Linked DNA regions of Homo sapiens: region 2 is linked to region 1. A link is a loop called in an ENCODE intact Hi-C map of the cell type or tissue named here. Cell type or tissue: Caco-2. All regions are shown on one strand. Each heading gives the region's core, and the rest is flanking DNA. Links, peaks and the distances in the headings are about the cores only. Region 1 overlaps ITGA9 (integrin subunit alpha 9). Region 2 overlaps ITGA9 (integrin subunit alpha 9).

Region 1 (12,573 bases), core at 1,692-9,691:
ACCGTGGTCATAGTTTTGTTGAAAGGATAGGCACTACAAAATGTTTGATCACCACACTCGGCTACCTGGGAATAAAGGCAACTCCAGCCTTCATCTGGGTTCCTGTGCATGTAAACTACCTGAAGGCAGGAGTTTATGCCTGCGTTGTTCATTGATACATCCCCTCTACCTTTAGCGGTGCCTGGCCTATAGTTAGTGCTCAGTAAACGATGGCGGGCACATGGTCTGGTCCATGTACTGATTATAGAGCACGACTCAACTTTGTTGAGATGAGTTAAAATTATCAGACGAGATGGTTCCCTTGTGTTGGGCATAAACCATGTGCTTTATAGAAGTCAGTATTACACAAAGCCTTGATAATTTCAGCAGCTTCTGGTAATGTTCTGTAGGTTTGTCATGATGTTTTGCTTGTCAGGACACTAACCTGTGTTGGGTACACCTTGTTAATGGGCATATTGCTGGCTCAGTTGATACCTCATGATGGCATGAGGTTTAAATCAGGGAGAGCCGTGAAGTATGACACAAGGAGAGTCATTAGAAAGGCAGAGGACATCATGCTTCTCTCTCGATTCTTTGAGCACCCTGGCTGTGTGCTGCTTTCTGAGCAAGTCTCTGCTTGGGGCTGCAGTCTCCTGCCATGGAAGGGTAGGTATCATATGAGATGTGCATGTGATCCTGTGACAAGGAAAAGAGGTGGCCTCATCACAGTGTGTCGGTCCTTTCTGACATTTTGACCTCTCATTTATTGGCAGGCCTGAATTATGTTCTGATGGCTGACGTGGCCAAAAAGGAGAAGGGCCAGATGCCCAGGGTCTACTTTGTGCTGCTGGGAGAGACCATGGGTCAGGTCACAGAGAAGCTGCAGCTGACTTACATGGAGGAGACGTGTCGTCACTATGTGGCCCATGTGAAGGTCAGTCCTCTCCTCCTTTTTATCCTCAAACTTTGATCTCTGCAGATGTTCACTTGGAGCTGGTGGAAACTATTTTTATTATGTATTATGTGTGCTCTTCCAAAATTTTATTTCACAGGGAGGAGCATATCCATTTCTTCTTTTCTTTTAAAGTTGGCCTCTGACAGCCCTTTTATTTATCTTACTGTGTTGATTTCAGCCTTTAAGGGGGGTCGTGGTGGTCTAGGAGACCAGTGATGGTCCCTGGCTTTGACTTGTTCTTTTGAGAGGTTTCTCATCCTCTCCCCTCTATGAGGCTTGGTAGCCTTTTCAGAGGAGAGCCTTGGAAGCATGTGCCTCTGGGTCTGCAGTGATGCTGGATCACACTGCACCTGATGCCTTTCTCAGTGGTCTACTACAAATTAGCTCATGGTCACAGTTAAGGCATTTTAAAACTGGTTGGACTAGATTCTTCCCCCTTGACTACTTTCTATTTATTTTAGGATGCATTTTTTGGCAACCTTTCCCCTCGCACTCTAAATAAACTTGCAAATGTTTTTCTCCTCTTGAAATTGTTTGTTAAATACACTTTGCTGCTAATTCAGGAGGCCAGGCTTTGATTAGCTACAGAGTGGCCCTTGCAGCAGGCGCTGGCAGGGTGGAAGACCTGGCAGTGCCTGATGCTGCAGGAATGGCCAGACACTGACCCATGGGCAGGGTCAGAGAGCGGAGGAGGTGGAAGAATGCACTTAATCCAGGCCACATGGTGGGTGGAATGAGCATGGGTTTTGGAGACACATAGATCCAGTGTGTATCCAGCTGGACACATAATTGTGACCTCTCCCTGTCTCAGTCTCTGCATCTCTAAAATGGACACAGTAGTCCTTACCTTGAAAGGTGGTCATCAGGATTAAACATTACACAATGAATTTACTTAAAGGACCTTGAATGGTGTCTGATAAATAGAAAGCAACCAAATTATTATTATTTGGTTGGGCTGTATATAATTGCCAATATTCTTTTTGACTTACAAAAATGGAAATTTCATATAGCTCAACCCAATATTGTTTATTAGCCACTGGATTTCTGACTGATAGTTTGAAAAGTCTGCAGATTAGAGATGAAGTGTCCTCCTGTTAGTGCCAGAGCAGAAGAATAACAGCTGCTTCTAGATGCTTCAGGGCTGTGTATAGAGAGATGCCCCACACACCCATGGCCCAGAGCCCATGAGTCCATGCCCCTCAGATGCTTCTCAGTGGGGCTGGGCTGTGTCTTCTGCCAGGACTCCTGCAGGGGCCTGCCCAGACCAGCTGCCTGAGGGCTTGGGATGCTGGCCATTTATAAAGCTGCTCCTGTGCCTGTTAAGCCATACAGCCCCGCCCCGTCAGTCTTAGATTACATTGGCTTGTTGGTGCCTTTGGTGGGGTGTGAGGCTGCGCAGTACAGGCTCGTATGCAAACACTGTCAGGCCTTTGAATGCCTGTGATTGGTGTTTTTATACCTGCTGGGGACAGGGCATCTTCTCTCGGGCCTCTTCTTGCTAGGTCTGTTCACAAAACCTTTCCTTTAGGTTTCTTTGCAGCTTCTTGCTTTGGCTGAGAAGTTATCCTTTGTTCCTAGTTACCAAGGGTACTGGCTATGAGATGCCACGTAGAGTGGCAATAGTGAAGTGCAGGCCAGAGGAAGGGCTGTTTCTATGGTGGCCCTGAGGGTTACTGGGAAGGATCAGGGTTGCGCAAGGGGTTGGTCCTGCTACTTTCTGATATCTAGGGTTGCCAGACTTAGCAAATAAAACTATAGAACTCCTAATTAAATCTGAATTTCAGATCACCAATGAATAATTTTTTAGTATGAGTGTGTCCCAAATATTGCATGGGATATACTTATACTAAAAACATTTTGCTGTTTATCTGAAATTTAAATTTAACTTGGCATCCTGTTGGCAGATTCAACTCTGCTGATCTTCCTCTACCCAACAAGTGGCATTTCTTCACTCAAGCAAAACCTGGCTGCCAAGAAGAGAGATTGAGATGATGGTTAGAAGAGTTTGGAGGCTGAGCTCAGGGCTCTCGAGTGCAGATCCAGCACAGACCTTGACGTGATTATTTTGGTCATTCTAGGGAGAGCAAAAGAGCAGGCCTGCTTCAGTGAATTGGGACCTAGAGTCATTTGGATACAGTGGTTGCTTGGCCATTTTCTCATGCAAGGAGGTGGGAGCGGAGAAATACACCAGATAGACACATGTCTCTGAGACCTTTATGGTTCAAGAGGCAACATTGTTGCCAAGGTACACTCAAGGTGGCTGATACTTTATAGCCATACTTTATAACCATGAGAATGTTTATTTCTGGCAGTTACTGTCTGGGCTGTAGCAGAGGACTGGGCAAATGGCAGAGTGCACCCGTAGGATGAGTGCTAATGGCCTAGCTAGCTGTCCACAGAGGAGGCAGCAGGCACCGCCCCGGCTTACTGGCTGTGGGAACACAGCTATGGAAGCTGAGGCAGGAAGCAAGGATGAGGGGAAGGGGAGTGGCAGCCGGGCCACCTCCTGGAGCAGGAACTGGGGCCTGGGGGGTGTTGGTCAGGGGTCAAGAGCAGGATGCAGTCTCTACTGCAAGTGGAGCTTTCTCAGTGGAGCTGGCTCTCGGCTTTATGGACAAATCAAAGAAGATAAATAAAAGCATTCTGGCTTATCACACACCATATGGCTAGCAGACAGTGGGGCCAGCATGAGGGGCTGGGCCTGCTTTGTTTAGGCTATCTTTAGGTATTTTTTTCTTTTTTTCTTTAAGCCTATTCCAATCTTTTTTTTTCTCCCTCTCCTTTTCCCTGGAAGTTTTCTTGCCATATATGGTGATAAGTGACTTTATCATGGAAGACCGCACAGGCTAACACCTGTTTTCCAGGCTAACTGTCTTGTACCAGACTTTGTTCCATTCACCGTATTGGAGGGCACCTCCGGAGGGTATAGGATTTTGTGATAAGGCACATCCTCCTGAGGGGAGGGCAGGTACTTTCTCACGGCCTCACTGTGGTCAGCAGAGCTGAGGCAGCTCCAGCCACTTCCTTGGCTTCTCTGCCTCAGAGTTCACACACCCCGGCTTATCTTCCCTCTTCCCCGAGACCAGCCCAGTTTTGGGGATGGGGCCCCTCCCACTAGCCAGTCAGGCTGGAGGCCTCTGGTGGATCTCACAGTCACAGGCGAAAGCCCAACACCTCCCCTCAGCATCGGGCTCTCCATGCCCTGCCTGACCTTACCTTTCTAGACCCATCTTCTGCCACCACATCCCCTGGGCCCCAGCTCTTGTCATGACCTGCCCCTTTCCTCCTGGAACCTGCTCCTTACACTTCTTTGCCTTGGTTCTTATGCTCACAGAAGTCAGAGGCCCGGTTTGTGTCATATTCATGTAGAACCATCTACCACCTGCATGATTTTTACATTTTTTTGGTCTTAAACTCATACTGCCTGTGATATTTTCTTTCATATTTTTCTCTTTAAATCAGCCAACTTTTGGTCTCAAATAAAATAATTTAAAACAGAAACTTTGTACCTTTCTATAAGCAGAAAACCATCTAACATGTCCCCAAAACAGAAAGTAACTGTAAAAATAAATATATTGAAGACACAACAGTGTCCTAGAATTCTAGCTGGATTTCATTGTTTGTCAAAGTTGCTGATAAAGCGCCCACTCCATTCATGTGTTAGAAAGGGAAATGATCAAGTTCTAGGGAAGGCTTAAAGACATACTAGCACCGCGCTGGAACTTTCTTCCTGATGCAACCAGAAGGACTGCAGGGGAATTGACTGGGAACAACTTTTCAAATATGAGAGTTGTTTTACAGAGTCATGCCTATGTGCCATGGAAATCCACCTTGTGGGCCCAGTCTGGGAAGCCCTGGCCATGCTCTGCTTTGATCAGATGTGCCTTGCCCCATCCTGCCTGCTGAAGGCTTGCTGTTGTTCAAGGCTCAGTCCACAGGTTTTGGACATCCTCAGTGGCAGCTACTGTCCTAGGCCCTGGGGATGCCACTGTCATCTTCCTGACTTCTTGGAGCTTGTTCCATGCTGCCTGACTCCTGCTTTGGGGATACTTGTCAGGCAGAACCTTGTTGGAGTGACTAATTGGGTTAGCTGGAGTGTGGGGTCACAAAGGCTTCTGATATGGAGTGGGGCCTGCTTGCCTCTGTCTGGACTGACTGCTGGGAAGTGATGGCTTGAGATGATGGAGAAGAGAATTTGGGATGCATGGTGTGTGCCAAAGAATAAATGCAGGTGTCCTGTTGTTACTCCATCTGTTTCTGGTTTATGTGTTCTTACCTGGATGACAGCTGTGCTCATCCTCTAATCCTGTACAATACCTTGAGAGCACAGGCCTTTTGTGAGATCAAATACCTATGCATGACAGGCAAATAAGCAGGCTCTTCAGGACCAGGGAAACGATGGCAACAGTTCTGAGTCTGATGCAGGGATGGCAGAGAAGCCCAGGCAGAGTGCAGGGGCAGTGATGTCATTCCCTACTGTGAGGATCAGTGACACCCTCTAGAGGCATTTAGGGAACTTTTTTTGAACAGAACCATGTGTCAGACACTGTCAAGAAGGCCAATAACGGTATTATTGTTAAAAACAAAACAAAACAATCTACACTAGACGAGGGAATATGCACATCAGCTTTTCTGAGAAGCTGCAGATGTTCATAAGATTGTTCTTCTATGTTCCTGAAGGATTTTTCAAGGAACTTTGAAACCTAAGTGGCTGCAGCTCCTTCCTTGCTTTTGTGGGCAGATGCTCATCCTGGCCTGGCGAAGGGTGGGACATCACCCTGGCCACCAGGTCTCCTGAGAGATCACACCCTGGGATCTGCCCAGGTGTTTTGGCCTGTTTCCATTTTCATATCCAACAAAATGCCTTGGGACCATGGCTTCAATCACATTACATGCTGTGGGTTTAGAGTGTTGGATGCTGGTTTTCAGAGGTGATCAAAACTTTTTTTTTTTCTTGTTTAAGAAACAGATAGTTAAGAAAGGGAGATTAAGTTGGAGTTAATAAGAACTCTGAGAAAGAGGAGAAAGAAAAACAGCAAAAGTTTCTTCTTTATCTGGAAAATAACATGCTAAATCTCCGGGTCATCTTGAGAAATCAAAGAAATAGCTAAGAAAAAAACAGTTGCAGGGTTTGGCAAAAGGGGACGCCAACCTTAGATATGAGGTCTTCTGAAAACTTTTAAAATTTGTTTATTTTTTGAATCAGTAGTGTGTATAGTTAAAATTTTTAAATGGTTATAAAAGTTGTCAAAGAAAGGATGTCTTTCAGCTATCCTATTTTTCTCCCAAAGGCAACCACAGTTCCATTTTCTTAACGTGTCTTTCAAAAGCTTGTCAATAAATATAGAAATCTGTGTGTGTACCTCCTTTTATTTTATGCAAATAGTAGTATACTGTGTGCACACTGTAGTAAACTTACTTTTTCTTTTAAAACATCCAACAGCAGAATGGAGGAACAGATTTTGGCAAATCGCACAAAATCTAGCTGTACCAGATGAAATACAACTCAGCAATAACAATATTATGTTATTATGATACACACAATAACATGAATGACTTTTGAAAGCATTAAACTGAGTAAATGAAGCCAGACACAAAAGGCTACCTACTGGATGATTCATTTATATGACGTTCTGGAAAAGGCCAACTAAGGAGAAAGCAGATTGGTGGTTTTCAGCGGCCAGGGTTTGGGGGAAGGGCTGATGATGATTGACTTCAAAGAGGGATGAGACAACTTTCTGGGGCGATGAACATATTCTAAGATCGTGGTTGTAGCGGTTGTATGGTTGCATTTATTAAAACTTAACAGAGTGCACACCTAAAATTAGTGAATGTTATGTATGTAAATTATATCTCAATCAAACTTATTTTGTTAAAAAAAGTTTCGTGGAGATTGTTCCATATTGGTGCATATAGAGCTTTCCTGTTCTTTTTCAGTAGTTCTTTTTCACTATTCCTTGATTTATTTAACCTGTCCAGGTGGTCTTCTATATGTCAGTTCCAGACTAACCTGATCTGATGCTTGTAGACTAGTTATCTTAGTTTGCTTCTCCAGAAGAGGCTCCTCTTCTCTCCCCTAGATCCATAGTATCCTGGCTGAGGACCCCTGAGAGGGCAGCATGGAGGGGCCCTGGTGCTCTCTAAGGTGACCTTGGACATATGTCCTACAGAGGACAAGCCTCTCAGCTATAGGGTGCCCAAGGAAAATGGGAGATTTTTCTTGATTCCTGCAGTTGGCTTTGTGCCCTTGGCAGGCTCTCCTGGTCTGTAGGTAGCATAGATGGCCTGAATGTTTGGTAAGGGGTGCTGGAAACTAGGGCAAGAAAAGAGGGGAAGGTTGGGATGCATAGAACTGATGTGTGGGAAACTACCTTCATCATCCAGCTCAGGTGTGAAGCCGCTGCTCATGCGATATGCTCTGCTCACACAGATGGCACTAAGGAACCGGGAAGCTGGGCTTTGGAGACCACGCTGGAAGTCAGCTCACTGAGTGTGGGTTGCCTTGACCATCTCCTCTGGGAGGCCATGTTGTGCATAGCTGGAGAACAAACTGGGGATGAATCAAGAAGGGAAAGGGTGTGGTGAATGTTCAGCATGGGAGCTGATATCTCCGATGAGCACTGTTTGGCCATTGATTTATTTCTTGGGTGCAATGAAGGGCTCTTAATCTTCTGCATTTGGACACTTGCCACAGAGGACATTGTGATTAGCAAAGGAAGGCACAAAAATTCTAATCCAAAGGCTTTGCCCGCCTTAAGTCCTTTTTTGAAATGGAGCTGATTTAAATATGTAAGTATGGTCACAGCATTGACACTTCAGTGGTTATCGTAAGCTTATTTGTACAGTATGTGAGATGCAGTTTGTAGCAATTGCTATGGGTAAAATTTTTATTTTAAGAGGTGACTTTCTATTTACAGTTATTCATTTACACTGGGTTCATCTATTAATATATACTGTTGATGCCCTTTTAACACTGGTATTCTTTGAAGTCACACATGATAATGTGTTCTGTTTTATTGGTTTTGTCTTTATATTTGAGATGTGATTATAAAGATCCCTTCTGCCTCAAACCTTGAACTTAGATATTCATTATAAGCATGATTCCCTTCAAAGTAATCACCTTCTAGTCATTCCTGTTTTGAAATTTCTTCCATGGTTTGTTTATTCACTTTTATCATGGTCCATTTTTACTCTAGGAGTTAATTCAAATTTTGGAAGCAGCAAGATTTCTCTGCAATCCTCTCTAGTAGATAATAGTGTGTTTGGGGAAAAGTGAGGTATAATAATACAGGAATTAGTATTAAAGAATGTAGTAATTAAACTCCTTTTGAAAATGATTTTAAAAGAATTCCCATAATATTCAGGTAATAGCGATAAAAGCAGCTAACACTAATCGAGCATTTAGTATGTGCTGGTTACTGTGAGTCACTACATGTGAGATAGTTACTGTTTTTATCCTCATCTTACTGTTTCAAAGACAAGGCATAGAAGAGTGAAGGGACTTGCTCACAACCTTACAGTTGACAAGTAGCAGAGGTAGGATTTAAACCCGCAAGTCTGGCTCCTAAGACTTGGGTTTAAACCACTACATTGTAACACCCCTCATAAATACAAGCTAGAACTATTAGTAACTAGTACTTATTATATGCCAGATACTCTTCTACAGGCTTTACATGAAGAAAGAGAGGTTAAGTAACCTGACTCAGGCTATGAACTAGTGAGAGACTTCACTGCCTCTTCATAATAGAGTCCTGGGACCTTCTCTGTGTTAAGCATATGGCCCCCAGAGGTGACAGCTTTTGGGGGTTTATGTTCTAGAGCAGTGATGTGCTGCTAATGTTTAACAACTAGCTCTTGGAAAGAGGGGACATGACTTTTGTAGCATTTTGCAAATTTCCCTGGTGTAAATATTCTTATCATGTCTGATTTCAAGCTACCAATGAGACATCACTGAATGTGGAGTTAGGAAGAGATGCACAATAGCACACAGTTGTTTAGTATTTCCAATAGCTCTAAATATCTTTAAGAGCATAGATGATAGTAAAGTATGGTAAAATAATTAGGAAGTTATGAGTGTTGAGTATTTATTACATTTATCTTAATATAATTTACTTATTTTTAAGTTTATTCAATTTAACTTTTAATAATGGCTGTGTTTAACAACCCTGGCTCATAAACTTTCTGAAAATTTAACAGTTGGCTTTTGGAAACCCACTGCAGCAAGCTCCAGCACACAACTGAATATGTTGAGGGTTTTTTTGTTGTTATTGTTGTTTTTAATTTTAGATTCACAAGGTACAGGTGCTTGTTTGTTCCATGGGTATATCGCATACTGGTGAGTATTGGGCTTCTAGCATGTTTGTTAATAAGTTGGTCATATCACTCAAGTCATGCCTGATACACAGATGTTTGATTATCAGAGTCTTTTTTCTTTCTTGTTTCCTGTGGCTTTTTAAGTTGATGAATAATAGGAAAGTAAATTTGTGGGGTCAGTTAAACCACCAGACGACAGCTTTTATGTTTGTACATTGGTTCAGAGGTACTCTGTATTTTGACTGGATTTATTGGATAGTGTAATTGTTTCCATTTAAAACAATGGAAAAGATTTCATTTAAATTTATTGAGATCTTATTTTTCACCCTCATTCCGTGCACATTTGGGATTCTGTTCGCCAGCCCCTCTGCACTCTGAAGATGCACAGCAGCCTCTCTGTACTCTGAAGACGCATGAATTGCTGACTGTTGGGCTTGCTTGGAGGGGACTGGGGGTTATTACCTCCCACAGGACTGTTTAAGCTCTGGAAGTTTTCCTACCTCCTGCAACTGAATTTAGTCTTAATTAGTACAGAGTGAACTAGCTGTGAACAATCTGGTTTTCTTGCTTTGTGCCTTGATCATGTGAGACCTAAGGGCTGGTCCTGCCCTTTTCTTATCCATTGCTTTAATCAGAAATAACATATCAAGGTGGCCCAAATTGTGTCACTATTCTTTCCTTTGTCTTCTCCACCCATTCCCACGGCATCCATTCCTAAGGTCATTTGGAGAATTCTCTGTTCCAATAAGTGGGATCCACATGGCTCAAGGAGCAACAGGCCTTGGAATCACTCTTTGAGTAGTAGCTGGTCCCTCAGTCTACCCCAAAGAGCTGCCTCGCCAGACCTCCCCACCTCCCGGACATACAGACTCCAGATGTGGAAAAAGCCCTTGCCATCTCTATCCTCCAACACAGAGCTTTGGTGTCCGAGACACATCCAAGTGACAGGCCCAAGAGGGCCTCTGAATGAAGACGGATGAGCCGTGTGGACACAGCCACACTATGTTTTCGTGAAGGCATAAGACCATGGGCCAACTTTCTGGGCATCCAGGGCTGGCTGCAGAGGCTGGAGTGAGTGGCTTTCAAGGCAAGACTGATAATGAAAGTCGTGTTTGGGTGGGAATCACAAGCAGGGGAAGTGGGGGAGCCAGCTTCCCTTCGTGCTGTGTGTCACAATAAGATAGGACACAGATGCAAAAGCAGATCGCTACAGCTGGATCTGGGTAAAGGTGGCAGTGACGCGTCGGTGCAGAGAATTCCTGTTTTGAGGAAAGATTCGGAGCCAGCTAAGGTTTTCTGAGGGCCCGTCATGTCTCAGACTGTCACACTTATTCCTCTGTCATGTATGCTTAAGTCTGTTTTAGATGACCCCTTGTAAAGAAAGGAAGCCTGGCCCCTGAAGCCTCATTGCGTGGGATAAGGGGACTAACATATTCTGTGGTTGTACCAGCAAATTATTATTTATTTCTTATTTTATAAAAGTATAGATTTTATTCATGCCTATATTGTTAGAGAAAATCATTATTTTTAGTCAACGTATTAGTATTAATATCATGGCCTCTTTTCTTCTCATTTTGGAAGGGGAATATTTTTAGACTCTTTAATGAGAGAGTCATTTTCTCAGTAAATATTTGATTGGCCTGAAGTTAAGTGGGTAGGCGTAAAAAATTATGGAAGTATTGGACTTGAGCAAACTTTTGACAAATAGCGCTCTCTTTCTCTCTTGGGCGTATGCGTGTGTGCATGCATGTACTCCAGCTCTCTGTGTATGTTACACACACACACGTTTTTCGCATAAAACATTTTTATTTTGGGCCAGGTGTGGTGGCTCACGCCTGTAATCCCAGCACTTTGGGATGCTGAGGCAGGCAGACCATCTGAGGTCGGGAGTTCAAGACCAGCCTGGCCAACATGGTGAAACCCCGTTTCTACTAAAATTACAAAAATTAGCTGGGCATGGTGGTGGGTGCCTGTAATCCCAGCTACTCTGGAGGCTGAGACAGGAGAATTGTTTGAATCTGGTAGGCGGAGGTTGCAGTGAGCCAAGATTGTGCCACTGCACTCCAGCCTAGGAGACCGAGCAAGACTCCATCTAAAAAAAAAAAAAAAAATCTTTATTTTGAAATAATAGCAGTCTTACAAAAAAGTCATTAGGATAGCACAAAGAAATACCGTAAATTCTTCACCCAGATTCCCTAAATGTCATTTGCTTTGTAATTTTCTATCTATTCGTACTTCTTACCTGTTTGAGAGTAAGTCGGAGACGCGATGCCCCCTTATCCCTAACATCAGGGATATTTCCTGAGAACAAGGACATTCTTTTACGTAACCATAGCACAATTATTGAAATAAGGAAATTAAGTGATACATTACTGTTAGCTTATCTGCAGAACTCACTCAAATATCACCAGTTATCTTCATGTCCTTGGTAGCAAAAGAAAATCCCGCACTATTGCATTTGGCTGTCACATCTCTTTAGTCTGGAAAAGTCACTCAGCCTTGCTCCTTCATGTCCTTGACATTTTTGAAGAGTACAGGTCAGTTTGTCTGTTTCATCATGATTAGATTCAGGATGTATATTTTCTGCAGGAATACCACAGAATACTTGTGTCCTATATATTTAAAAACATATACATCCAACATCACTGAAGGTATGTATTTTTAACTCCTCCTTTAAAGTGGTTTTCCAAAGTTAGTTGCCATCCCCAAAAGGGAGCTTTTAGACATTGAGAGAGGTGATTATGAAAGTACGATAGCTTGCTCACCACCTCTCTCCTCTGCTCCTGGGAGCACAGGGGAGTTTCAACTCTGGGGAAGGTGATCATTTGGGTCATTAGTAGCGCTTTGAGTACCATGGTGTCTGCAGGGAGTTCCCAGTTCTTACTGCTGTCTGAGAATAAAACATAATATCTTTGGTCTTCACAGAGGTATCAGACAGGAATTCCACTCAGCTTGCAGGAATTGAGACCCCAGGACAGGGGCTTAAGCACATCAAGATAATTTCTCTCTCTTCTAGAGGAAGAGAAGTTGCTGATGTTGGTTCAGTGACTCGAGGATGTTCTCTGACCTTTCACTTATTCAGGAAATGTGCATTGCATACCTATTATGCCGTAGGCTGGGGGGCCCTCAGCTCTGCTGTGAAGAGACAAGGATCCTTGTCCCCCTGGGAGTTTATATCCCAGTAGGGGGAGACAGACAATAGATATAATAAGAAGAAAATTAAGGTGCATTAGAAGGCGATGAGGCTATGGAAAAAAAGAAAGAAAATAGAGCCCAGTGAAGCGGGTTTGGGAGTGCAGGCATGGGGTTATGGGGGTCAGGGTGAC
Region 2 (12,573 bases), core at 3,010-11,009, 79 kb before region 1:
TTGTGCAGTACACACCAGTAGGCAGCATTGCAGAGGGTCTTGGCACCTCTTTTGCACCAGGATGGGTCCTAGAGGGTGGATGTTCCAGATTCAGCTGAGTAGTGTTCCTGTCTCTACCTTCATTGAATCCCTGGTTCCACAGCAACAACCAGATCCACGATTTTTGTGCCATAAAAGGGGGCACTGCTGAGATGCACAAGTGCCTGGTGGCCAAGAGAGTGGGCTCCAGCATTAGCCCTGCCCTCAGCCTGCCTTACTCAGCTCTCTGCTTAGGAGCTGTGTGATCTTGACCAATTACTTCAGCTGTTTGAACCTCAGTTTCCTTTTCTGTAAAGAGTAATAAGGGTACATCCCTCATTAGGTTGGTGGGGGCATTAAATGAGATGATATCTGCAAAGCCCAGAGCACAACACGGCACACAGTAAGCCCTTGATAGATGCTCGTAGTTATTTCTCTTGTTACTTGATCTGATTTATGAAACCAATGGTCTTTTTCATCCTGACTTGAGATGCTGAGTTTTCTTTCAGTATTTTTGTTGATTCATTCATTTATTCATCAGACTTTGAGTGTTGACACTCAACACTGAAATGAATGAGATATTCTAACATAGACACACTCTTCATTATGTGTGGCCTCTAACATTTTTGTTATGCTCTACATAAATCTGCATTTTTGTGCATTCATTTACACCCTGTCTGCTTCCAAAAAGGATCTGAGATGGCTACTTTAAATGGAGATCTTTGGGATTGTAAATCCTAGAATTTTGCCTGCCTGTTTCTTCTCTGTGCTCTTGGAAAGCCAAGGAGCAGATGGGAGGCCACCCTTGTTATGGGGAGCTCCAGCTCCCACCCCAGGCTCCAGATAAGTCTGGGAGGTAGATCTACAGTTCCAGGATGGGATACTTTTTTAAAAAGTAAATGTAAATGTATTGCCATATTTCTCTTGAAAAAAAATTATCACAAGAAACCAACAAGAAGATATCAAGGCTTTTTCTTAGATCTGCCAGAAGTCTGTAATTTGCTCTATCCCTTGGATTTTAGTGTTCACTTGCTGCTTTCAGATGTGGAAGGAAAACCTCAGTCCTTTTGCCTTGCCTCCTTCTCCAGTTGCCTCCCCTCAGTGTGTCTGCCAAGACCTGAGCCCCAGGCCAGGGCAGCAGCCTCTGACCTTTCACTCCCTAACACACAAGCTGGGGACCAATGTCACTCCAAGGTTGGACCCTGCCCCCGTGCCTCTGCTTTTCCCAGTTGGGCATGGACTCCACCAATTTCATTCTCTGACTTAGCGTTATGTGGTGTGGATTGTACTGCTCTCCCTCCATTTACTGTAACCTAGGCTCTCCAGGATAAAAATTATTATTGCCAACCTTTTATGAATACTTTCTATATGCCAGAACCACTGTGTTCATAGTTCCCTTTATGCAGAGCAGGCTACCACTCCCGAAGCACAGAGAAGCCAAGTCACTTGTCCAAGGTTACCCAGCAAGTAAGTAAATTACAGAGTTGTGCTTTGAACCAAGGTGGGACTGATTTAATGCTAAACTGACTGTTCTCAGGGTTAGCCATGCTACCCTCCCTACCTCCACCTCCATCAAGGCCCTGTCCAAGGTATCAGGTTTCTAAGGAAAAAGGAGAAGGGCCCTGAAAGGAAAAGGGCTTCTTCGGAGGGCATTTGTGTCTGCTCTTGGCCTTGCAGATAAAATACCATAATCTACTCTTGCAAATCAGGCCATCCTGGGGTGCATGGTCCCCCAAACACTTTCATCTGCCTTTTCCTTTTGTGCCTCATCACTGCCTTGGGAGGGGGATCATGCATTTGTTATTATCCTTGTTTTACAGAAAAGGAAAGGAAGGGTCAGAGTGGCCAGGGGACTTGTCTAAAGTCACATAGCTGTAGCTGGCACACTCCTGGGTGTGACTTCGGATACACTCTTTAGGGCCTATTCTACTACTCCACCATGCCTGTCCCATCTCAGGGCCTTCAGTAAAAGTCTGTGGTCCTGGTTGGTGATGAGATTCCTTTGAGGGAGGGAAAGGAGACCAGGTAGCTAGAGGAGCCATAGCAATAGTTGTCAGCTGCATAGTTGGATAATTGGTTTGGACTTAGCGGGAATTAGTGGGCGATGGAATTACCACGGTCCAGATTCCGTCAGAAGTGGCATGCCTTAGCTTGATGACGTATCTGTTTTCTATCACCACAATATTGCTGCATCCCTAACAAACCACCCCAAAACTTAGTGGCTTAAATCAACCACCACCTGTAGCTTATTCTCTGGTTGGCAGCTTAGGTTGGGTTCAGCTGGGTGGTTCTTCTGTTCTCTCCAGGACTCACTCATGCATCTGTGGTCAACTTCTGGGTTAGCTGGTTGGCTGGCTGGCAAAGGATGGCTTCAGCTGGGAGGGCTTATTTTTGCTCCATATGTATTTCATCCTCTTGCAGGCTAGCCTGGGCTTGTACACATGGTGGTTGGGTAGGGTACCAACAGAACAATCAGAGGCTTGCATGATTTCTTGAAGCCTAAGCTCAGAAGTCAAACCATGCCCCTCTGCCACATTCTTTTGGCCAATGTAAGTCACAGGTCCAGACTACATCAAGAGGAGGCAGAAACACATTTCATCTCTTGACAAGAGAAGCTGCAAAGTCACACTGAAAAGAGCAGGGATACAGGAAGGATGGGGAATTGTGGCCACTTTGTAATATATTACTGGTGGTGAAAGCATCCTGGCTGTCCCTGAATTACTGTGACAGTCTGAATAAATTCCTGCCCAGCGCACCAGAAAAGGGAACAAGGTTCTATTAACCTAAATAGCAAACACAGAGAGAGGCTCTCTAAAAGAAAATGTTTACTCAGGAATAGGGCATTGCAGTGGGAATACATGTGTCACAGTAATCTGCATGAATATTCAGGGAGGTAAAGGAAAACAAAGGCTTTTAAAGGAAAAATGAGGATTACTTAATTGTTTTGAGATAATTATCTTTGGATACAAGGATCAGTGACAAGGGTGGCACCAGTTTGAGGTTGGATAGAGAGTTGCTAGGTAGATTTCCTCACAGAAGGTGTGAGTGTGTGTGTGTGTGTGTGTGTGTGTGTGTGTGTGTAAGGTTGTGATGGCCTTTGTGCAAGATTGTGTTTTTGCAGATTTTTTTGTGCTAGTTCTTGTTATCAGTTGTTTATGCATGAAAACCTTTCCTTCATGGCGTCCCACAGCTCTATTTGTCAGGGTTTTTTTTTTTTTTTTAAACATAAGTGACTCCATTTTGATTCTGACAACTTTTGCAATTCTAAGGATCTATGAGCTCTTGGGTGCTGCCAGGAGTTAGAACTGGGATGAGTTGAGTGTCAAGGTGTTTGACCTACTACTGCCCAGCAGTCTAACATTTCTTTGAACACCTACTTTGTAGCAGGCACTATGATGGGTGTTTTATAAACATTCTTTTGCTTAAACCTTACAAGAAACCTTCTTAGGTACACTTTTATTCCTCCTGTTTTACAGAAGAGGAAAACTGAGGCTTGGAGTGTTTAAGACACTTGTCTAAGAGACACAGCTTGTCAGCAGTAGAGGCAGGACTTAAACCCTATGTTACTGCCTGTGCTTCTTACACTTTATCACCATGCATAACTTTCCCATAAAGCTTAGAAGCCAGGTAGAACTACTGGCTTAAAACCCTAGAAAGCAGTCAGTATCCACTGCTTAAATACCAGGAGCCTCAGTTTCCCCAAATATAAGAAGAGCTTATGAGGCCTTTCAGGTCCCATGGCTCCATTGGGCAAGCATTGGTCCCTAGTGAGTCCCCTCCCTCTGGAAATGAAGGGTTTGGTGTGGTCAGAGGTGGCTATCCTGGCACCAGCTCTTCCTTTACTCAAGCCTGGGCTGCTTTCTGCCCAGTAAGGGATGCGGACAATTCCTGGGGTTTCCCCGTGGTGGACACACAGTGAAGAATTTGACTCATGTAACCAAAACGTGGGTCCCTGGGGAAGCTTTGGCTTTGGGATCAAATGCTGAAAGCAAACCTAATGGGTTTAAAGTTTTTAATCCCCAGTTGCTGTCCTTGATCTGGCTATAATTTTGCCTGTGGAATCGCTGCTGTGGTGTTTGTGGGGAGGGAGGGAATCTTTGAGACACTGTCAGTTCTCAGTCCTGCCCAGGGAGGCAGCTGCGGCTCAGTCCTTCTCTGTCACCCGCTCTCCAGAGAATTTACCTGCAGATTACCCTCAAAACATGAGACAGGTTCAGAGCGAGGTGGGCGGCTGGAATGGAGCCTTCACAGACAGCTTGACCACACACAGGGAGCTCAGGAAGCAGCTTTGTTGGAAAAATGCAGGGCACTTAAACTGCCACACCAGGAGGGGGTTTGGAGAGGCTGGAAAGAGCATGCCATTGGACACAGACACTCTGGGTTCAAATCCCAGCTCTGCCACTTACTGGTGGTGTGACCCAACATCTCTGAATGGAAAACACATGAGAGGCTGCCTGACAGGATGGCCATGAGCAAGAAAGCACCCTTGTGAGCATAACCAGTGTTGGTGCATGAACCGATGCACCCACACTGCTTATTAAGAGAGGCAAACCTCTGGTTAACACCATGACAGCAGTGTCAATGCTTTGGAAAAGCAAGGTGATTGAAGTTCACCTTTTGAGTCACCTGAGCCTGATGGGGAGGGGAAGGTCTTTTCTCTTCCAAACCCCAGCATGCCCTTTGACATGACGGAGCTTTCACATCAGAGTTCTCACTTCAGAGCTGCCCTCAAAGGCTCACTGGGGCTTGCTCAGGTGGGGATTACATATGTGAGTAGCTGGCACCAGAGGGGGCACTGGGTACCTGTTGGTTCCCTTTTCCTCCTTTCAGGCTGATGTGGGGTGGGTAGAATAGGGCACGGGTGATGTATTTGACTACTGGGGTGCGTGCTACAGCTTGGCATCTTAACATGAATAACCATCTTAACCTCCTCTGGCCACCTGCTTCCCTATCTGTAAAATGGGGATAATATTAGTACCTCCCGTAGGGTTGCTGTGAAGAGTAAATTTGATCCTGCCCGCAATGAGCCTAACCCAGCACCTGCACACTCTATGTGCCTGCTACATGCTGGTTGCCCTAATTAGAAGTTTAGAGTCCTGCATTGATGAGAGGACCTAAAAGGCTTATGAGGCCAGGCATAGTGGCTCAGGCTTGTAATCCCAACACTTTGGGAGGCTGAGGCAGGTGGATCACCTGAGGTCAGAAGTTCAAGACCGGCCTTACCAATATGGTGAAACCCCATCTCTACTAAAAATATAAAAATTAGCGGGGCGTGGTGGCGTGTGCCTGTGGTACCCAGCTACTAGGGAGGCTGAGACAAGAGAATTGCTTGAACCCGGGAGGTGGAGGTTGCAGTGAGCGGAGATCGCCGCACTGCACTCCAGCCTGGGTAACAGAGCAAGACACCATCTCAAAAAAAAAAAAAAAAAAAAAAAAAAAAAAGGGCCTTTGAGTTTGTGGCATCTTTAACTGGGGATGGGATAGGAGGAGAGAGCCTTGCTTCTCAAGGGCAATCTCTTCTACTGGCTCCAAATGAACATAATTATTTGTAATCAGTTTAGATAGTTACATAGTACTTCTTAAACTATCAATCACCTGGAGAGCTTGTTAAAATGCATTCTGATTTAATGGGCTGGGGCCTAAGATTCTGCATTTCCGACAAGTGCCAGGTGTTCCCCATGCTGCTGGTCTGAGGACCACACTTGAAGTAGCAAGCAAAGCAGAGAAGTAGCTTGATGCTTTGTTGATGGCAGCCTGTTGGTGGGGACACTCAGGCCCTTTTATGTGGTAACCATAGCAGAAAGGAACATAGTCTTGTTGAGAGTACCAGGAGAGTTGGGGCGATGTTTGAAGTGGCTAGGATGTCTTTTTATAACTTAGCAGATGGCATCTTTTCAGTGGCTTGTTCTGAACTCTGGGCCATGGTAATCTCTGTATCCCTTGGGATCAGCCTGGTAAACAGCCAGCTGAATTAACTTCAGAAAAGACTCACTCATGGGCTGGCCTGCGGTAGTCTTGCTGGATGGTGGCCTAGGTACAGAGCAGTGCTGGGCTGCGGAGGAAGCCACGATGTTCTGTAAACACATAGATACAAGCACATTCCCGCGTGCCACCTCGTGAGTGTCATGCATGTGTGTGCATGCCCCCTTATCTCTAGCCTGATTTTCCATTGCACAGGATTTGGGAAAAACCTTTCATCTGACCAGCTGATCAGAAGTTTTGAACTGAAAGGTTGTTATCAGGGTTTGAATCAGCTATTGTTGTTAGAACCATTGAGTACCTTGGGCTTGGAAGGAAATAATAATTCAGCAGGTTCCTTTCCACTTTAGATTTTGGTGTAAACTTTGTCCCTGTCAGTCTTGGCTCTAGGCTGGAGGAAGCAGTGCCTGGGAATAAGCTCTCCAGGGTCCCCTCCTGCTTAGATAACCTATGAATCTGTGTCTGTGAATTTGGAGCCATGGCATTATCTGAAATTTCCAGGGTTCCAATGCCAGTTTGGGAGACACAGTGGAGGAAGAACCTGTTGTTTCTTGCAGCCTTTTCCCTTCCCTCGGACGTGATGAATTCTCACTCTTGTGAATTTTTTTGTGATTTTTGTAAAATAAATTACAAGTGGCAATTAGTCACTGTGCTGATGTAAATTTGGAGTTGGTGGGAATTTTTGGACTCTGCTGTGTGGCCCTGGGGTTTTTGAGTGGAAGAGGTATTTTATGCTCCCCAGGTCTTAGAACCTGACCTGTGGAAAGGCTGAGGATGTTTCAGCAGTTTAGACAGGGCAAACTGCTAATTCTTCTCACCTGTGAAAACAGCTGGTCTTATGAAGCGCAATATGTGACTTACCCCAGTGGCTCTAAAGCTCAGCCGCTACAGCAAGGGGGAAAATTGATCCCTTAATGTGGCTTTCTTCTCACTGGAGTTTTGTTTTGTACGTCATTGTGCATTTGAGTTACAGCAGACAAGGGCCAGCCAAACTGCTCTTGTGTGGGTGAGGGAGGCAATGTGATCTGTTTGGGAAAGTGCTTGCTTTGATTTCCAAAGGGCTGTGGGTTCCAGCCCTGCTTCTGCTTGGGAATTCTGCAGTTGTGCCCAGCAAACACCTGGGGAGGTGCATCCCAGGGCATTATTGAGGAGCCGCAGGGCAGCCTGGGTACCTGCACCATTGGGAGTCTTGCTTCTCTCACTCCCCAGCAGGGCATCTTCCTCATGGAATCAGATACAGACCCTCCAAGACTGACCTGGAAGGAGACACTCCAGTGAGGGGTGGGTCTCCCTGGCTCTTTGTACCCTCCAATTCTTCAGGTTCTAGGTGTTGAGCTCAGGGCAGTGGGAATTAAGATGGGACCCACACACATTCCCATGAACCTTAACACCATGTCTCTGAGCCAGGTTAGTGACGATGTCCTTTGTGATATCTGCCAGCCTTTGCTGGAGTCCCCTTTGAGGGCCTCAGACTTCTGTTGTATGATGTAGAGGCCTTGTTTGTCTGCCCCTTTGCCTAGCTGGAGTGTTGCAGGAGGAGCAGCAGCATTCCAAGACCAGGGTGCAGTGAATGACTGAGATCCCAAGATGAAGGTGGCTTTCAGGGCAGAGGGAAGGGAGCCTGGGTCAGCTTTCTACATCCCCAGGAAAGCTGTCCAGGGTCATCCTAACCTCTGCTAAACACCTTTTCCACAAATACATAATATGTAATGCACTCTATTCCAAGGCATGTGGGAGATGATCTATTTCATGATACAGAAGAAACCCTTGTGAGGTGAATTCCCTCTCTTTTCTAGGCTGCTGGAGATAAGGAACAACGCCTGTTCTCACTAAGAAGTGGCTTGGCATTTTCTACTCTTTGAACATCAGTGTGGATTTTGTTTGAAGTCTCATTGTCCAAGACCTTTTCCAAATGGCTCGTAGCTCAGCACAAACCGTGCCTGATTAGTGTTGTTTGGTATTCTTTGCTATAGATCTTCTGTTGACTGCTTTCCGGAAACAATGCATAAAACTGTAGGTCAGAATTATTTTTGTAACATCTGGAGGGGAGCTTACTGCCATTTCCCCCGTGTTCTGCACTCACACAGGCCCAAACCTGCCTCTTCTGTCTTCTGGGTGGGTCTTGCCCCTTTCCTGTAGCCGGGGGATGCTCCTGCTGGGGATGGCCCACCCTAGGCAGCTTTTCAGTTCAAGATGGAGGATACAGAGGTTCATTCTTGCTCCTGTTTGCATGCAAACTGTTCTATTTCTGTTTTGCAGTGGGAGAGAGGATACGGTTTATAATTCCGCACTGCTGCTATTTTTTTTCCTATTTGCCCCTAAATGTCCATGCTGTGTGTGTGGTGGGTGGTAGGAGGAGGAGAGGGAGACAGAAGAGAAATAGCGTTTCTAAATTTTCTATTTGTTACTGAAATGTAACACATCCAGGAAAGTGTCCATATCATATACAGTTATCACAAATTTGTATAATGTCACTGAGGTTGAATGACAACATTATCCGCACCCCCAGCAATTCCCCTCCCTAATTGCAACCCTGCTTTCTCCTCTCCAGAGGTAACCATTATCCTGCCTTCTAACACTATAGTTAAATTTCACCTGCTTTTGAACTTTAGATAAATGGAATCAGACTGTGAGTATGCTATTGTATCTGGCATCTTTTGTTCAGTATTGTATTTGTGCAGTTCATCTCTGTGGTTGCAGTTGAATGCTGTTCATTTGTTTTCATTGCTGCATAGAACTCTTTTTTTGTTTTGTTTTGTTTTTGAGACAGAGTCTCACTCTGTTGCCCAGACTGGAGTGCAGTGGCATGATCTCAGCTCACTGTAACCTCTGCCTCTTGGGTTCAAGCGATTCTCCTGCCTCAGCCTCTCAAGCAGCTGGGATTACAGGCACCTGCCACCATGCCCAGCTAATTTTTTGTATTTTTAGTAGAGACAGGGTTTCACCATGTTGCCCAGACTGGTCTTGAACTCCTAAGCTCAGGCAGTCTGCCCACCTCGGCCTCCCAGTGCTGCATAGAATTCTGTTGTATTGCTGTACCATGATTTACCTGTCCACTCTAGCACTGATGGGCCTTTAGGTTTCTTCTTGTTTTTTTTTTTTTTTTTGATATTACATATGCAGCTTTGAACATTTTGCATGTCTCCTGGTAGAAATGTATGCATCTCTATTAGGTATAGTCCTAGAAATGGAATTACTGGGTCAAAGGGTAGGTGCATGTTCAGCTTTATTAGGAACTGTTGAATAGTTTTCCCAGTGGTTTTAATGGTTTATACTGCCACTAGCAGTGTATGAAGGTTCTAGTTACTCTATATCCTTGCCAGCACTTGGGATTTTCAGTCTTTTTGGTTTGAGCCTTCTGGTTGGTATGAAGTTGAGTTTCTCTGATAACTAACATAGTTGAGCACCTTTTCATGCATTTATTGGCCATTTGGCTATCTTCTTTTGTGAAGTATCTATGCTTGTCTTTGGCCTATTCTGTTGACTTGTCTTTTCTTATTAATCAATGAGGAGTTTTTAAAATAGATTTTGGATAGGAACCTTTTGTTGGTTGTACGTGTTCCCACCCATCCATCGCAGTCTCCTGGGTAGGTGGGACTAAAAGCGTGCGCTGCCTTGCCTGGCCATTTTTTTTTGTGAAGATGGGATTTGCCATGTCACCCAGGCTGGCCTGGAATTCCTGGGCTCAAGCGATCCACCCGCCTCGGCCTCTCAAAATGCTAGGATTACAGGCATGAGCCACCACATTCAGCCTCCTTAAGCTTTAATATGCCTGGGAAAGATCTAACAGGTTTCACTTTAGGACCTCTCCCCCAAGCCCACACAGAAAAGTATAATAATATGATTTTCAAAGTGAGCACTCAGAGAGCCCACCCGTGGTTGGGTGAATACTTAGCCATCTGCCTCCTATTTTCTTATCGTAGGTTGTGACAGAATGCCTTTTTCTCTTGCTGCAGGGTCCTTGTGGGCGCACCAAAGGCAGATTCCAAATACAGCCCTTCAGTGAAGTCTCCTGGGGCTGTGTTTAAGTGCCGTGTTCACACCAACCCTGACCGGAGATGCACCGAACTGGACATGGCTCGAGGTGGGTGACCATTACTGCTGTGGTGGAAATGGGTTCTGTACCCTTATACCTTGCTCTTCTTCTTCCCAGGATGGCCTGATCATTCACTCACCCATCCATCCTTCCCTCCTTCCCTCCCTCCTTCTCTCCAACAAGCATGTATTGAGTACGTAATAGTTATTAAGCACTGGGATACACCAGTGAACAAAAAAAACAAGGATGCTGCCATCCCTAGTCCCATAAATTAGTGGGCAAAAGAGATATTAAGACAAGTAATTGAGAGAGAAAAGACCAGAGGGAAGGTGAGTATTTGATTTAATCTAGATAGGAGGGTCAAGAAAGGTCTGGGACCTTTCGACATGATTAGAAGGATGCGTAGTCGTTAGCTGGGCAGGTGCAGGAAGCACAGCCTTCAAGCAGAGGTGCCATTTGGAAGCACAGAGCGAGGTTGTGCAGCTGGAGAGGGAGCCAGGAGAGTGGAGCACAGGAGGGCAGCAAGGCAGGCTGGGGCCAGGCCACGTGGGGCCTAGCAGGCCAGGGCAATGTGCTGGAATTTTATTCTGTGTGTGAGTGGGGAGGCCACTGAAATCAATTTTGGGTATTACATTTTAACTAGGGAAAGATATGATCAGATGGATGTTTTTAAAAGCTCACTTTGCGCTGGGCATGGTGGCTCATGACTGTAATCCCATCACTTTGGGAGGCTGAGGTGGGCACATTGCTTGAGCCCAGAAGTTCAAGACCAGCCTGTGCAACATGGTGAAAGCCTATCTCTACTAAAAATACAAATATTAGCTGAACGTGGTGATGCATGCCTGTAGTCCCAGCTACTCAGGAGGCCGAGGCAGGAGGATCACTTGAACCCAGGAGGTCAAGGGTGCAGTGAGCTGAGATTGTGCCACTGCACTCCAGCCTGGGTGACAGAACTGAGACTCTTGTCTCCAAAAAGATAAAAAAATAAAATAAAAGCTCACTTTGATCTAGCAGAAAATATAAGATCTTTGGAATCAGATGGTTCTGACTGCATTCAAAGCCCAGCTGGGACTGATTGGGAATGTCCTATAGCTTCTTGGGCCTCAGTTCCCTCACCTTCAAGATCAAGACTAATATACCTACCTCGCAAGGATGGTCTTGAGAAGATTAAGTGAGATAATACAGGTGAGTACACAGAACTGTGCTTGGCACATCAGTACAAAGGAGGTATTTTGTTATAATCATGACTGCAAGCATTTCTTTCTCCAAAGTCTTTTTGCATAAAGATTTTCTAATTTTTTTGTTGTTTTTTGTTTGTTTGTTTGTTTTTGAGACAGAGTCTTGCTGTGTCACCCAGGCTAGAGTGCAATGGTACAATCTCTGCTCACTGCAACCTCTGCCTCCCAGGTTCAAGCGATTCTCCTGCCTCAGCCTCCCGAGTAGCTGGGATTACAGTGTATGACCATCTTCGGCTAATTTTTGTGTTTTTAGTGGAGACGGGGTTTCGCCATGTTGGCCAGGCTGGTCTCGAACTTCTGGCCTCAAGTGAACCGCCCACCTCAGCCTCCCAAAGTGCTGGGATTACAGGTGTGAGCCACCATGCCTGGCCAAGATCTTCTAATTATTTTTTAAATAAAGAGTTATTGTGATTTTCTTTAGCAGAAAAAGAGGTTTGTGAACTGTTTGTTACTGGTGCATAACAAATTAAGGAGCTTACTTCAGAACATAAATCAAGGCCCTGCCTCTTTCCATGAGAAAGTCTTGCCATGTGGTTGGGTGCAGTGGCTTATGCCTATAACCCCAGCACTTCGGGAGGTTGGGGTGGGCGGATCACTTGAGGTTAGGAGTTTGAGACCAGCCTGGACAACATGGTGAAAACCCATCTCTGCTAAAAATATGAACATTAGTGGGATGTGGTGGCGCACACCTGTAATCCCAGCTACTTGGGAGGCTGAGGCAGGGCAATCGCTTGAACCTGGGAGGCAGAGGTTGCAATGAGCTGAGATCGTGCCACTGCACTCCAGCCTGGACGACAGAGAGAGACTGTCTCAAAAAAAAAAAAAAAAAAAAAAAAAGAAAGAAAAAGAAAGCCTTGCTATGTAAAAAAACAGTTGTCTGGATTAAACAGTATAGTACATAGTGATGGAGTTGATTTACATTTTGTGGAAAGTTCCTTATTTCCTCATAGGGCTGTGGACCACCCTTTGAAAGCAGCCAGCAGAACATCACTCCTCAACCCAAGTCTGGCTCTTCTCCTCTTTCTCCAGGGAAGAATCGGGGCACGTCCTGCGGAAAGACCTGCCGGGAAGACCGCGATGATGAGTGGATGGGGGTGAGCCTGGCCCGACAGCCCAAGGCTGATGGCCGTGTGTTGGTAAGTCCCTCCTGGGGGTGCTGTGGGAAGGGGGTGGCACTCTGAGAATGAATGATCTGTTAGGAAGGCTGGATGGCATGGTGACAAGTGCATGGCTTTGAGGTTGCTTATTCTGGACTACTGCTTAGACAAATGACTTATCTTCTTATTTTCTTTATCTGTCAAA

The links. Peaks named below come from ENCODE experiments on the same cell type or tissue, not always from the same donor. Only the 100,000 strongest peaks of a DNase experiment are listed, where the experiment ranks them.
Region 2: it touches region 1 in a loop (3-fold over the local background); 52 of 110 quality-filtered maps call a loop at or near these places.

Annotation. Positions count from the first base shown.
Region 1 is chr3:37,541,673-37,554,245 of GRCh38, forward strand. It overlaps ITGA9 (integrin subunit alpha 9), which reads left to right. Exons shown (of 28, transcript NM_002207.3): 15 at 753-913. Among named protein-coding and RNA genes, the nearest start is that of ITGA9, 96 kb to the left of the region's middle. In Caco-2, for the core only: no CTCF peak of the experiment used is centred there; no DNase peak of the experiment used is centred there.
Region 2 is chr3:37,461,054-37,473,626 of GRCh38, forward strand. It overlaps ITGA9 (integrin subunit alpha 9), which reads left to right. Exons shown (of 28, transcript NM_002207.3): 2 at 9,954-10,081; 3 at 12,301-12,407. Among named protein-coding and RNA genes, the nearest start is that of ITGA9, 15 kb to the left of the region's middle. In Caco-2, for the core only: no CTCF peak of the experiment used is centred there; a DNase peak (open chromatin) is centred at 6,108.